Regions from separate parts of the Homo sapiens genome. Here region 1 is linked to region 2. Evidence: read pairs that join two places in POLR2A ChIA-PET (ENCODE). Cell type or tissue: PC-9. All regions are shown on one strand. Region 1 has its middle 17 kb from the start of PLAU. Region 2 overlaps VCL (vinculin).

Region 1 (2,500 bases), 110 kb before region 2:
ATACTTGATCCGACTTAACTACTGGGGGTGGGGAAGAAGGATGAAGGAAATGAGATGGTTGCACTACTCCAATGGAACGGACTTGCCAAAGGCCTGTACTTTTGCAGATCTCCAAGGATTTTTTAAATCCCACGCTCTACTTTCCCCCAAACTAAGATCATCGGATTAGAGCCTTAACCAAGGCAGTGTAGCCGCCGCTGAGTCACTACACAGTCCTACTGTACCCCCTCGGGGCTCAGACAGTGGGCACCTCCCAGTTTGGATTCCTATCCTGACCCAAAAACCCCACCCAACTCCCTGCTGTGACCTTGCTCCTTATACTTTCCCTGTCCTCGCCCAAAGCTTTGTTTGACCCCAGTGCCAACCCTGATCTTGATCACAATTGCTTTTACAGCCCTGGTGCCGATCCCAGCAATCCCAACCTTGATTCCCATATATACATATTTTAAAAAAATGTTTGGAGACTGGATCTTGCTATGTTGCCCAGGCCAGTTTCAAACTCCTGTCCTCAAGTGATCCTCCTGCCTCAACCTCCTGAGTAGCTGGGACTACAGATGTGCCACCATGCCTGGCTTTGATTCCCATCTTGACCCTAACCTTGGCCCAGGTATGTCTTTGCTTCTGATCCTGAGTACCTTGTACATCTGTGCATCTATGCCTTTTTTTATTATTAGTTTTGGCTATTTATAAAGCTTTTGCACACATTATTTCATTTGACATTTACAACTTTACATAATCATCCTATCTTACACACGAGAAAACTGAGACTTGTGAAAAATGCCTAAGGCCACACAGCTAGTAAATGGGGGAAACTAGATCAGATTCAGGTCTTCCAGCTTTAAATCCAGCACTACAGGAGCCTGGGTGGCTGAAGCTCCCCATATAGGTCTCCGTTGCCCTTGTGAAGCCATGAGTTCAAAACCAGCATGGGTAACAGAGTGAGCAAAACAAAGGATCTCGGGGTTCTAATAGTAGTGGTGATAACAATAACCTTAGCTTACTGGGGAATTCCCTCATGACAAGCAGAGTGCCAAGAAGCTCTTCATGCACCAGCTATCTTATCCCCACAGCAATGCTATGGAGCTTGATAGCCCCATCTCACAGAGGAAACCATGGCTTATGGAGGTTAACGGCTTATGTGTTTAAGGTAGCACAGCTAACAAGAGTTTGAGCCAGAGTTTCAACCCAAGTCTCTCTGACTTTAATTGCAGTTCACTCCAATCTTTATAAAGAAATGAGATGGGGCAACAGGAAGCAGCTGGAGCCCAGTCTTCTAACCATGGGCCCGCCATACCTTTTGAGCTGTAGTGCCAAATTCCAGGGTATTGTGTTTGATCACCAAAACTGGGTTAAAAATGAGTCAAGCCTTGGCAGAACTGACTCACTGTGGTGTCTGTCAGCTCTAAAAGGAGACAGGAAGCCTCAGAGGGCAACTGCGGACTGACCAGTGGCCAGTGGAAGAAGGTCTCAGAAGCATCCTACCGCAAACCCTGTGGGTGATAAACACAGAAATCCATGTGCCTGCCAAAGAAAAAAAGACTCAGACTCAAAGTTCATTTTTAAAATTAGACCTGCCAGTCCCCATTTCTTTCTCCATACTCAATGTTAAATTGTATTAGATGTGATATTATTGTGGTTATTTATGAGAAAATTTTTGTTCTTAACAGATATAAACTGAAGTGTTTGGGGTGAAGTGTCTCAATGTCTTGCTTTCAAATTGCTAAAGAAAAAATAATTAAAATGAGGTGCATACACATGGCCACCCCGTGTGGAGGGGGCAGGAGACAGAGAAGGCAATTATGAAGAAAGGTGAAAATTGTCAGCCCTATCCGTAGCAGAACTCCATTTGAGTCAACTTCTCTTTCTTTCTTTTTTTTTTTTTTTGAGACGGAGTCTCACTCTGTCCCCCAGACTGGAATGCAGTGGTGCAATCTCGGCTCACTGCAAGCTCCACCTCCCGGGTTCACGCCATTCTCCTGGCTCAGCCTCCCAAGTAGCTGGGACTACAGGCGCCCGCCACCACGCCCGGCTAATATTTTGCATTTTTAGTAGAGACAGGGTTTCACCGTGTTAGCCAGGATAGTCTCGATCTCCTGACCTCGTGATCCACCCGCCTTGGCCTCCCAAAGTGCTAGGATTACAGGTGTGAGCCATAGTGCCCAGCTGGGTCAACTTCTCTTTCATCTCTAACACTCACACTTGATCCTTGTCCCTTGCCAGCAGGTTCTTTATCTCCATCCCAGTCCCCACCCCCATCTCAGTTCACATCACTGAATGTCGTTGCTGCTGTCTTCTCACGTCTCTGAGTCTCAGTCTCAGAGTCTGCTAGATCCTTCTGTTGTGGGATCCTTTTGTTTTGGGTAACTTTTTTTGTAGCAAAATATATCAACATAAAATTTACCATTTTATTTTATTTTATTTTATTTTTATTTTTTGAGATGAAGTCTCAGGCACTGTTGCCCAGGCTGGAGCATAGTGGCACCATCTTGACTCACTGCAA
Region 2 (2,500 bases):
CATGAAATATTTATTTTGGGAGTTTTTTGTGGCCTTGACTTTTATGGGCCTCACTTGTATATCATATGTTCTTGGGACCAGCTCTGGGACAAATAGCAGTATTATCTTCACTTTACACTGATAAATGGGAAAGACTGCTCTGCTCTTGTTTTGTTGTTGTTTAGAGATGGAGTCGCTCTGTCGCCCAGGCTGGAGTGCAGTGGTGTGATCATAGCTCACTGCAGCCTCGAACTCCTGGGCCCAACAGATCCTCCCACCTCAGCCTCCTTAGTAGCTGGGACTACAGGGGTGCACCTCCATGCCTGGCTAATTTAAAATTTTTTTTATAGAGATAGGGTTTCACTATATTTCCAAGGCTGGTCTTGAACTCCTGGCCTCAAACAATACTGCTGCCTCAGCCTCCCAAAGTGCTGGGATTATAGGCATGATCCACTGTGTCCAGCCTACTCTGATCTTAAAAGGAGATCAGCAGTTAATTTTGTCATTTGTAATTATCAGTATTAACATCTGAAAATATTTTTGCTTTAAAATTTGGTTGATATTAGACTTTATTTCAGTTAAGTAAATAACAGTGTTTGGGTGGGTGATTTTTTTCTTCTTAATATATTTCTGTATTTTCCAATTTTTGAAAATTAATATATAATTCCTATGCTAAGGAAAAAATAGAGTAAATAAAAAGAATATTTATGTGATCATTTATAGCTCATAAAATACTTTTATATTTATAATCTCATAGCAGTCTATGGGTAGGTATAGTGGTGGTCTCCGTTTTACAGATGAGGGAGGATACTGTAGTTCAGATAAATTAAGTAACCTGCCCACAGTGGCACAGCTGGTTAACCTGGACTTGAACTGTGGTCTGTTGTTCCAGATCCTCTGCTTTTTTTCACACCACCATTCCACATCTACTTAGAGCAAAGTTGTTAAATATCAGTGGAGGTTTCCCACCTAGAATCAGAAGCAACAGGAATGCTGTTAGTCATAGAGGTTCCATTTGTCCTGGGTCTGGCAACAGTATCTGTTTAGAGCCTGGCTTTAGCATAGCCTGCATGAATGGCCTATATGAGAAGAATGATGTGAAGGTAAGCTTGTTTCATAGCCACACCCAATTTCATAGCATTTCTTTTCTTTTCTTTTTTTTTTTTTGAGACGGAGTCTCACTCTCTTGCCCAGGCTGGAGTGCAGTGGTGCGATCTCAGCTCACCGCAACCTCCGCCTCCTGGGTTCAAGCGATTCTCCTGCCTCAGCCTCCCGAGTAGCTGGGATTACAGGCATGCACCACCATGCCTGGCTAATTTTTGTATTTTTAGTGGACACTAGGTTTCACCATGTTGGCCAGGGTGGTCTTGATTTCCTGACCTCAGGCCATCCACCCTCCTCGGCCTCCCAAAGTGCTGCGGTCACAGACATGAGCCACCACGCCTGATCCACAGCATTTCTTTTTTGAGAAATTAGAGTAGATACAGATCAGCACAAAAGTATGCCTGCAAAACAGATGAAGAGTTTTTGTGGTATATGTGCCTGCTTAGCTTGAAGCCTGTTAGAATGAAATCGTATGTAAAATAACTTTGTAGATTACTTGGGGAATCATGAAGTTTCATTTGTAAAGCTGTTGCTACATCAAAAGAGATGTAAGAACGAGACAGATATCTATATCTATAGATAGATATATGTATTTTTCTTTTTTTTCTTTTTTGAGATGCAGTCTCGCCCTGTTGCCCAGGCTGGAGTGCAGTGGTGCGATCTTGGCTCACTGCAACCTCTGCCTCCCAGGTTCAAGCGATTTTCCTGTCTCAGCCTCCTGAGTAGCTGGGATTACAGTCGTGTGCCACCACGCCTGGCTAATTTTTTGTATTTTTAGTAGAGATGGGGTTTCACCATGTTGGCCAGGCTGGTCTCAAACTCCTGACCTCATGTGATCCACCCGCCTTGGCCTCCCAAAGTGCTGGGATTACAGGTGTGAGCCATTGCACCCAGCCAGAGACAGAGATATATTTTGTTCCAATCATTTTTAACATTTACTCATGTGACTGAGAGAACAGAAGATTTTTGGAGATGGGCAGTTATCCGTCGGTATCCATGGGGGATTGGTTGCAGGAACCCCCCTCGGATACCAAAATCTGCAGATACTCAAGTTACTTACATAAAGTGGCATGGTATTTGCATATAACCTATGCACATCCTCCTGTATACTTTGTCATCTCTAGATTACTTATACTGTAATACCTAATATGATGTAAATGTTATAAATAGTTATACTGTTTTTTTAATTTTTATTTTTATTGTTGTATTGTTTTTTATTTTTATTTTTATTTATTTATTTTTTTGAGACAGAGTCTCGCTGTTTCACCCAGGCTGGAGTGCAATTGCACGATCTCAGCTCACTGCAACCTCTGCCTCCCAGATTCAAGAGATTCTCCCACCTCAGCCTCCTGAGTAGTTGGGATTACAGGCACCCACCATAATGCCTGGCTAATTTTTGTATTTTTAGTAGAGACAG

The links. Peaks named below come from ENCODE experiments on the same cell type or tissue, not always from the same donor. Only the 100,000 strongest peaks of a DNase experiment are listed, where the experiment ranks them.
Region 1: POLR2A ChIA-PET joins it to region 2 with 6 read pairs; 20 of 35 experiments call an interaction of 5 or more read pairs at or near these places.

Annotation. Positions count from the first base shown.
Region 1 is chr10:73,893,369-73,895,868 of GRCh38, forward strand. No RefSeq gene overlaps it. Among named protein-coding and RNA genes, the nearest start is that of PLAU, 17 kb to the right of the region's middle. In PC-9, no CTCF peak of the experiment used is centred here; DNase peaks (open chromatin) are centred at 243 and 1,363; H3K27ac peaks cover 2,377 bases.
Region 2 is chr10:74,003,577-74,006,076 of GRCh38, forward strand. The region is part of intron 1 of VCL (vinculin); the gene reads left to right. Among named protein-coding and RNA genes, the nearest start is that of VCL, 6.7 kb to the left of the region's middle. RefSeq lists a silencer at 855-1,149. In PC-9, no CTCF peak of the experiment used is centred here; a DNase peak (open chromatin) is centred at 985.